Regions from separate parts of the Homo sapiens genome. Here region 2 is linked to region 1. A link is an interaction called in ENCODE POLR2A ChIA-PET data of the cell type or tissue named here. Cell type or tissue: OCI-LY7. All regions are shown on one strand. Region 1 holds the start of LOC105374653 (a long non-coding RNA gene). Region 2 overlaps SPTBN1 (spectrin beta, non-erythrocytic 1).

Evidence for each region. Peaks named below come from ENCODE experiments on the same cell type or tissue, not always from the same donor. Only the 100,000 strongest peaks of a DNase experiment are listed, where the experiment ranks them.
Region 2: POLR2A ChIA-PET joins it to region 1 with 11 read pairs; 6 of 35 experiments call an interaction of 5 or more read pairs at or near these places.

What each region holds. Positions count from the first base shown.
Region 1 is chr2:54,670,189-54,675,188 of GRCh38, forward strand. SPTBN1 (spectrin beta, non-erythrocytic 1) reads left to right here. Exons shown (of 36, transcript NM_003128.3): 36 at 1-1,258. All of the region lies in intron 1 of SPTBN1-AS2 (SPTBN1 antisense RNA 2), which reads right to left. LOC105374653 (a long non-coding RNA gene) reads left to right here and starts at 4,194. Exons shown (of 3, transcript XR_940104.2): 1 at 4,194-4,447. RefSeq lists an enhancer at 3,324-3,618. In OCI-LY7, no CTCF peak of the experiment used is centred here; a DNase peak (open chromatin) is centred at 2,943; H3K27ac peaks cover 373 bases.
Region 2 is chr2:54,598,097-54,603,096 of GRCh38, forward strand. It overlaps SPTBN1 (spectrin beta, non-erythrocytic 1), which reads left to right. Exons shown (of 36, transcript NM_003128.3): 3 at 996-1,147. Among named protein-coding and RNA genes, the nearest start is that of SPTBN1-AS1, 42 kb to the left of the region's middle. In OCI-LY7, no CTCF peak of the experiment used is centred here; no DNase peak of the experiment used is centred here.

The DNA.
Region 1 (5,000 bases):
TACAGATCAGACCAAAAAGAAGAAAAAAAAAAAACAGGCAAGAGGTTAGGTTTGGCCCATGGGCCATAGTTTGCTGACTTCAGCATAGAGTCGTGGGTTATTTACAAGTGACATACTTTTCCTGGGTTATCTGGGTATGTTGACTCCATGCCACTTGCATAAAGCAGCAATGGATATTAGTATTATGGATGTCCAGTAAGTTATTCCACAAAGACCATGCCTAAGGTGGCATCAGCCCTGGGCTCCACAGCTGCGTGGCATCAAAGCTTTCTCTTAACTCTCTTACCTCTAGGCAAACTGAGACCTCACCATCCTCTCCCCTGCTTCCCACGACAGTCCTTTGCCCTTGCCATGCTCAGGGTTGGAATCAAGTTGTTCTATTCTCAACAGACCAAAATGTTTAGTTAAGGCAAAGTATCTTGGAAACAATTGTGATTAATTACAGTCTTGTACTCTTGACAAAGCTGTGCAGATGGCAATAAGTTCATACCAGCAATCCTGGAGTCCCATAATAAATACGTACATGTGGAACATCGTGCACATAATTTCAACAGTTCGCAGATCTGTAGTTATGAAGCCAGGGTTTGGTGGTATTTGCTCTCTCTTGGTGCATTTGATAAGGATCCACTGAGGCCTGAATGTGGAAGATGATGGGCAGCGAGAGGAGCGTCAGAAGACCCCAGTCAAGACGTGTTCGCCATCAGAGGTTACAGGCCGCACAGCCTGATGAGCTTCAAGCCTGGCAGGGTAAATAGTTTTTGGGTTTTTTGTTTTTTTTTTATTCTTCCACTATCATGTTTTTTGAGGATTTTGCATATTTCTTGTTGCCATAATGCTGTGCTATTTTACCCTGATTTTCAGTGATACAATATGGGTGACAATACTGGCCCCTCCATAAATCTGAAGAGTAAGAAGTAGTGAAAATAAGGCTTAGGATATGAAATGGCGTTGTCACTTGAATCAAGGCCACTTTTTGTCCTACTTGAGCATCTCAAGTTGGGATGCATCTTCTGATGGCACTTCCGGAACTGGCTGTGGTTTTTTTGGGTGTACCGAGAGTGCCAGTGACTGTGCTTCTTACAATTCCTGGCATCTTGAGTAGGTGAAACACTGTATCAGACTGGGTGATGGGCACATTGTCATTTCACCAAGTTCCTGGAACTGTTAGAATTGCTTGTGTATGGGGATCCTATGTTAGTTCCCCTGGATACATTGTTTTATCAGTCGGAATTCTTAAATAAAGACATACTTCCCTTCATGTAGTGGTGCAGTCCATGTAGAAAAGGCAGGATCAATGCTGGAGTCTTTCCCATTATTTGCATTACTTTCCTATAATCAGCGTTATTTATGAGTTGGTTCCTATCCTCTAAAGATGAACAATTTTTTAAATATTATGAATTTATGGGCTTAAATATATTTGAGTTTTCTGGTGAAATCCTCGTTTTTTGGTGAATATGTTTTATAATTTTGAATTGACCTTTCTAAACATGGTCCATAACACAAAAACATATTTTAACAAAGAAGAAAAAAGACTTCTTTCCATCAAAGCTCAATAGAGATTTCTGTCTATTGAAGATCATGGTGAAATATTTCATTTTCCACTAGAATAGTTTAAAATTATTCATTTGCTTTATTCCATGTTATAAAAACTCAGAATAGCAATACTAATACTACCACCACCAATAACTGAGAACAGTTTTTTTTTTTTTTTAACTCTTTATTTTGCAATACTTGTATACTGACATGCAGTTGTAAGAAATAATACAGTGCTGTTTACGCAGTTTCCCCCAGTGGTAGCTTGCAACACTATATAGTATAGTATCACATACAGAATATTGACATTCAGTCAAGATACAGAACATTCCTGCCACCACAAGGGTACCTCCTGTTGCCCTTTTATAACCACACCCACTTCCCACCTCCACTCCCTCCCCAACCTCTGGCAGTCACCAGTCTGTTCTTTATTGCTGGAAACCTGTCGTTTTCTTCCCCTAACAAATATTTATTGAGCACCTACAATGTGCTGAGTTTTGGGGATCCACTGAAATTTCTTATCTCAAGAATGTTGTATAAAAGGAATAATGTAGGATGTAACCTTTCAGGATTGACTTTTTTCTCTGACGTAATTCTCTGAAGATTTATCCAAGTAATATTGTGTATATCAATAGTGCATTCCTTTGTGTTGCTGAATAATATTCTGTGGTATGGATGTACCACAGTTTTTTAGCCATTCACTTACGGACATCTGGGTTGTTTCCAGTTTGGGCTATTGGGAGTAGAACTATATTAAACATTTATGTTTGGGGTTTCCTATGAACATAAATCTTCATTAATCTGGGATAAAGAAATACCCAGGAGTGCTGAGAAGAATTTTGAAAAACACTTATTCTACATGGTCTTTCCATTCTCCCCTTCAGCCCCATTTTTAGGTAGTTTCACCTCATCTGCAGTGTCTGAGCAAGTAACTCTTACTCTCTGCCTCTGAGCCCTCATTCAGTCTTCTACAAATCTTCATATATTTAACCAGCCTTATGTCATTGTCTCCCATTTTGGCTGAAGCTCGTTCCCTTGGTATGCAGGGTGTGTGTGTGTGTGTGTGTGTGTGTGTCTTTCTTGAACCCGCCTCCCAGTTCTCTGGATCAAGTACTTGAAGTGCTCTTTTTTACTTTTCAGAACTGAATAAAGATTTCCCTCGGGGAGAAATAAACGTGAGCTTCAAAGTTTTTCAAGGTTTAGACCCAACTTAAAGAACACAGGCCACCCTAGAAAAACGAGTTTTTCAACTTGTAGAAGGAAAATTCAACTGGCCTGCCTGTGAGAAAGAATGTTATATCCTATTTGAGCTTTGAATGTTTTTTTGTTTTTTGTGGGGTGTGTGTGTGTGTGTGTGTGTGTGTGTGTGTGAAAGGTCAGCCTTAAAAGCAGCATTTCAGAAAACAGAAGTGAAAGGTCCTGCTTGTTCCCTTTCATGTAAATAGGGATCACGATGTGTGAGTAGCTGACGCTTCTCTTCCATGCGGTTCAGGGCATTTTCACTCAAGTTTTGAAGAAGCTTCACCAATCCCTCATACTCGTGAACTGGGCTGATTTGGGAGAGTGATAGTGGGTGATAGAATTACTGAGTAGAATTCAAGTTTTTCCAAGGTAATGCCTCATTTTGACTCTTCTGTGCAGGGGAGCTTGGAAGACCTGCTTCCTCAGGGATGCCCGGGTTTTCTACGGCCCCTGGCGTTAATTGCCTGACCTGTGTTTTCAGTGTTCCTTTCAACCTGGTGTAACTTATCAGGGTTGGTTTTTCTTATGGTCAGGGCCGAGTCACAGCAGGAAGAGGACACATAGGCATAGGACTCTGTAACTGAAACTCAGAGAAGCTGGCAGGAGCTCCCTTCACTCCCTTACCCGGCACCCACAAGGCCTGTGGCTTCCCCGTGGTGAGCCTGGGCTCTGTGCGTTCTTGCCTCAGCACAGACATCCTGGAGGGCGGCCATGCTGGGGCCCGCAGGGGCGTGTGGCTTGCGTATGTTTCCACTTGGCCTTGACTTGTCTTTTCGGATATTTATCACACGGTGGAGACCCATTGTGTCCGGGAGTGGAAATCAGGGAGGCAGGACGTTAGTGGTGTTTCCTGAAACTGGTTCTTTAAAGGGAAGGGGAATTTCCCTTACATAAGCCCGCAGCGACTTTCTCCACAGGGTGGGGCATCCTGTGTTCTGGAGTCTGGGCGCTGGGCGGGAACCTGGGAGCTTTCTCCAGTGGAGCTGAGGCCAAGTCTTGGCTCACAACATTTCTCCCGGGGAATCTGCTCCATCTTCGGTCATCATTTACGTTTCTCCGTCACAGTGAATTATTTCCAGTGTTCCTGTTCCTCAAGTTTTGTTTTTTTTCGGAGGAAACAGTCGCTCAAGGTTTTAATCTTCCATCTTAGGGGAATGTCCACAGCCCTAATTAAAATGGCCGTGGCCGGGCTTGGTGGCTCACGCCTGTAATCCCAACACTTTGGGAGGCCGATGCGGGCGGATCACAAGGTCAGCAGTCTGAGACCAGCCTGGCCAATATGGCGAAACCCCATCTCTACTAAAAATACAACAAAATTAGCTGGGCGTGGTGGCGGGCACCTGTACTCCCAGCTTCTCCGGAGGCTGAGGCAGGAGAATTGCTTGATCTTGGGAGGCGGAGGTTGCAGTGAGCCGAGATCACACCACTGCACTCCAGCCTGGGCGACAGAGTGAGACTCCATCTCAAAAATAATAATAATAATGGCTGTAAGGAGCGTGCGTTTCTGAGCCAGTGCTCGCAGGCGTGCATACGGGGCCTTCTCCTAGCTGCCATCTGTTACACGGGTCTGTCATCTCCCCACTTGGATTTGAGGACTCTTGTCTTTCCTGGGGACACATGATTGGATTACTTCATCCAGCTTGCTCAGCCTCTGCTCTTCTGAGGAAAGAAGGTAGGCTCTGAAGCCAGATTGAATGGTGGCTCCTTCACCTCCCAGCCCCGTGACAAGTAAAAAAAGACTCCCTTATCCCCTCTGCAAAGCACCCACCACGCACCAGCCATGCTGGGAAGCAGCCCTTGTGGCGCTTACAAATGTGAGACTCCTCTTCGTCTGCTTCATCTGAGCCTTGGCCTCTAGAGGAGATTAAATGAACTGATGAACGCCACACTCCATAAATCGGTTCCTTTTCTCCCATGGTAGTCTGTCAGGCAGGAGCCTCTTTTATTTTAAAGCATATTTGCTCCTGTGTTCAAGGCTGCCCCTGACTGCAGGTGTTGATAACCCCCCACCCCACCCCCGCAACACCACCTCCGTGTTTTCCCTCCGAGGTGCTTCAGTTGGGGCATACCTGGCTTCAGAGAGCAAATGTAGGTTAACAAGCAGGAAGGACCTCTAGGGGTCTAGTTCCCCTTGCTACCACCTCCCGAGCTCCCTTCTCCACCAGGCATTGGGGGGTTACTTCAGACACTGGCACAGCTCATCAGCAACAGGAGCTGATATGGGA
Region 2 (5,000 bases), 72 kb before region 1:
AGGCAAGAAGTTTGAAAGCCTATTTGTATGGTATGTGAAGGCCAGTTCTGGGCAAATATGTCTAGAGTTTTATACCTTAAATTGGACAGAATTTGATTACTGAGCTTTGAAAAACCTTTAACACTGTTTCCTGGATGACTTGAATGTACAACAATCACGCTTTAGACCATAAATCAGCAGTTGCCTTTTCAGCGAAGGATCACAGTATGGAGATTATATTTTTCTTCTCCTTTTATAGAAGAGAACATTGAATCCTGTGTTGAGTCACATTTTTGTTGAAACCTTGGGCCCAGACCCTGCTTTCCCGATGCCTGCAAAGACTTCCCGATGCCTGCGATGTCTTTGCACTCTACCATGTTGCTTGCCATTTTCTTTTGTTGTTCATGGTGTGTGTGACTGAGCAGGTGAAGACGGTCATTGCCAAGGTCATGAGTTAATTTATCTTGTCCAGTGTTGCCCAATCCTTTGTAGATGAGGGAAGCAGTTTTCTGCTGTCTCATGAGATTTCCTACCCTACACCCTTTAATATACTCACCTTTTGGAGGAATAATAGCTGTAACATGTATGTAGGAAGCTTTACCAGTCAAGTATTATGGTATAGGGCAGGACTGCAAAGGACCCTGTTGTCATCTGCATCCTGCTGCCTCTTCAGCAGGGATGGGAGAAAAGAAAGGGGAGCAAAGGATGTTCTGCTGGCAGTGTGCCTGGGAGCTCACATGTTTAAGGACTGGACAGTTCCTACACAGATGCTCCTTGACTTATGAGATTATATCCCAGTAAACCCATCGTAAAGTCAAAAAATTGTAAGTTGAACCATCAGTAATCAGTGTTCTTTCTCAAAGACATGACCGCAGTTAAGGGGCGCTAAGTAGAGGTGTCCTTGGAGGTCAGTTTTGCTGACCTTCCTCTGGCTGGGGTCTTGTGGCCCTGCTAGCATGTGCCTGCTCCTGCCAGTTCTGTGGTCAATGGTAAAACAAGTTCTTCTCTGCTTGCAGATGAGCGTGAAGCCGTGCAGAAGAAGACCTTCACCAAGTGGGTCAATTCCCACCTTGCCCGTGTGTCCTGCCGGATCACAGACCTGTACACTGACCTTCGAGATGGACGGATGCTCATCAAGCTGCTGGAGGTCCTCTCTGGAGAGAGGCTGGTGAGTGGAGACCTTAGGAAGTGCCGTGTGTTGTAGGTGGAAAATATTTTTGAAAAATCAAGTGTGACTTGTCTCCTGTTGAATTCTGCACTTAATGGTTGATAGTTTTGAGGAGAATCTTGAGAAGTGAGTTGAGCGCTTCAGGGAGAGCCTTAGTGTCACATTCTGAGCGTGGATGATGTTCTTGAGCTGTAATAAAGCCACTTTGTTCTGGTAATTTGCAAGGTTGCCACCTTTGGTCAGAAAGAACTTGGCTGGGGTTCCTGCCAAGAACAGGGCATGGTGCTGGAATTTGAAGGGCCAGGCTTGGGCGCTGGCTTCTAGATGAACCTGTGTCCCACATGCGATGATGGAATGTTTTCTAAATTTGTGTCTTTCTGGTTGTCTAGAAAATCTGAGCTGCCATCTTAAGGTGGCAAGCATTGAATTCAGTGGCCACTGATGTTTTCTTCCCTGCACGCTTTTTATTTTGGGAGTGGAGGGAGAAGCTGGTGTTTTGTCATCTCCTTGGGAAAGGAGCTTCTGATGAATTCACCCTGCCTTTTCAGGCAGGAAAGTTGTCAGCCTGCAATGAAAATTGTATCCCCAATCTGTTTCCCAGAGCTGCTGCGGCCCTCTCTGATGTGACTCTTGTTTATGCACCTTATACCAAAGAAGCTTAAAGCAGTCACTGTGACTGATCCAACAGGTTTTGTCTCACCTTGGTTTGAAAATGGTTGCTGTATCCTCCCAGAGCACATGTAGTGCCATAGGTGGAAGTGGTGCCGAGCCAGAAGCCAACGCCCAGAATGGAGACCACATCTGTACTGACATCACCAGGAAAATATGATGCTGGCAGTTGGCAGGGCTGCCAGAAAGCCTTATTTTTAACTTGATCTCCACCCTGTAGCTTGCCAGCCGCAGTAGGCCTGTGTGCAGACCTGCCCCACACCTCTGACCGCAGGCAAGGGTCTAAGGTTGTCCCTTGTCCTATTTGTTATCAGCTCAGAGACAGACTGCCTCTTTGAGTCTGGGTTGAAATGGAGCCAGAAAAGTATTCTCTTCCCTGCCCTTCAGTTCAAGAACAGGGCTCTCCAGAAGATAGTGAAGCCCTGTCTTCTCTGTAGTGAGTTTCATCCATGCCCTTTGTTCCTGAGCATGTAGGTCTTGTGGCCTCATTTTCTGTGAGGGTTTGTCGGTCACACTAGACAAACTAGACAAATAACGGAGACCCCTGCTCAAAACCATGATGGCTATAAGAAGGCAGTTGATTTGTGGTCTGGGGGTGAGGGAGTGGACCCACATGGGGAGTTTGAACAGGCCATTTATTGCATTTTGATTTGATTTTCCAAAGTGAGTCTTGTTTGAGAGCCTAGACTAGAATTATTGTGATATGCAGCTTTAAGTATAATTTTTATAACCAGACTTCCTTTGTCTACCTCTCAACCTTTTTTTGTTTCTTAGTGTTTAACCTAGTATGTTTATTTATTGATTTTTTTTTTTTTTTTGTGGAGTGGGGGAATGGTGTTTTGAAAGTAGCTAAAAAAAATCATTAAAGGTCACATGGATAGGAGTTAGTCTGAACATTTATTTTTGTGGTTTTTTTTTTTTAATTTATTTTTGTTCCAATAGGGTCCAATCTTCTAGGCTGTAGGGAGTAAACTGTTCACCTTTAAAGACCCATAATTATTTTATACCAAGAAGATTGTGTCCTTGATAATGTCCACATCATAAATGGGATCAGGCCCATTGCCGTTTTTTCTGAACAGGGCAAGAAAAATATAAGTAGGGAGAAAAACCAGTAAAGCATAATTCTTAGATGTGTGTGAGTATCTCCCACTCCTCTCCTTATTTGTTAGCAGTAAGTTTTTTTGTGGCAACCCAGAGACCTAGGAGAGTAAGGATGAAGAAGATGGTACAGTGGCTACCATCTCCAACCTCTTAGGCAGTCGATATCAGTAGTTTTACAGAACTTTGTAAAGCCCCTAGTGCCTTCATTTGTATTACCCATTCTTCACAGCCATCTTGGATTATATAGGTTGGCCAGTCTAATTTTCTTATTCCAAAAATAAAGATACCATAGATAGAGTGCTCTTAAAGCTCTTGTTCATCTGGGCTGGAGATTTTAAGTCTCTTTGGCCTCGTAGTCTGTTTGGTTCATGGAACTTCCTGGAAAGGAAACACACCACACACTGCCTTTGGCCGTGGAGGTTGCCAGGACCTCAAGTTAAAGATCCTCCCTGCAGAAGACCTCCATGAGAGCTTGCCCCAAAGGTTCCTTGCATATTCAGATTCCAGAACTAATGAGGTGGTTAGAGCTTCCAGGCCTGGGTAAATGAATGTCCCAGCTAAGTGTGTCATCAGATAACATTAGCTGGGCTTTCTGCACCAGTGGTCCAAAACCCTGGGTAACATAAATGTTTGCACTCTATCTGGAGCCCAGTCTTTGTCAGCCAGCATTTTAGCCCCAGCACTTAACCACCAGCTTGGCAATAGCTAGCAGATAAATGTTTGAGGGACTAGGTGATTCAATTTACTTAATTAATAGATTCTTAGAGCCACTTCCTTTACAGAGGAGGAAATCTGTGAATGTGTGCATGTGTGTTTTCTGAGTAAAGTTCAAAGAAACATTAATGACCCAGACAATTCCACCCTCACCCCACCCTGGATTTTGGCTCAATAATATTTGAGTTAAATATGAGCAAGTATCATGTAGGCATTTGGGAACTTGATTTTGAACTACTCAGCAACATCACAAGGCAGAGATCTCTGGTCCTGGCCTGGTTATGATCTGTGTCCAGAAGTGTCTGCTCCCTCTCGGTCTCAGGTGTATCAGCTCATAGAGCAGTGAGAAGGCTGAGAGCTGGGCCAGGAAGCTTCTGCTAGTCAGGATTAGATTGATTAGAAATAAAACTATTCTTTTCTCATTTCTTATTCTGAGTTCACTATAGTCTATAACTCTCCATAAAGGTCTCACTTGAAAAATGCCTTAGAAATACAGACCCACCCTTTACTTTAACATTGGATTGGCAGATAAAAGTGTGAGCACAGAACCTGTGCTGGCCACTTAGTAATTAGACCTAGATCTCAGGACCAGAGTAGAATGAGGCTTGAGGGGTGATGGTTTGCCCTGCAGCAGCGTTGACATGTGGAGAGAGAGGAGCCCCTGGCATACGATAGGCCTGCACTTCAATGGTAATGTTCTGCCCACAGCTCATAATCCACTTTAGATGCTCCCCATTGCCTGCCATCTCCCTTCATGGGCGTCTGCAGTGAAGATTGATTCTCACTATGGTGGCCAGTTTTTTGCCTTGCTCCTGGCCAGACTAAGCCCTCGCCTCTGACCGAGATAGAGTGAGGTTTTCCAAACAACTCTGCCCTCCCCCAAACCCCACCAAGTCAGTTATCACTGGTTTTTGCTTCCCTGTTGTTTCCTGATCTGTATTCTGTCTTCTTACTCCATCAGTCATTCTCTGAGAAAGCAACAGAAAAGAGTGTGTGTGTGCGTGCATGTGTGTGTGTTTGTGTATGTTGCCACCATTAATTTCAAAGCAGGCTGAGCTAGGTGGAGAAGATAGATTTAACATGAGATTTGTTAAGCCTCAAATCCCACGTTGAACTGCTCTGAGTTTTTTCATAAAGCCTTTGTTTAAGAGAACCATACTGGTACATATTGTTTATTGAAATAGTGTTTGTGGACTGGCCATGGAACCTCGTTGGGGTTTCTTAAAAACGTCATTTGTATGGGAGAATTTACTTTTGTTTTAAACAACCAGCCACAGAACTCCTACATTAAATGTGGGTCTAATCACACAAACTTGAGAAGTGAACTAAGAGTCCTAAGTGCCACATGATAAAGTGCCAGATGAATGGC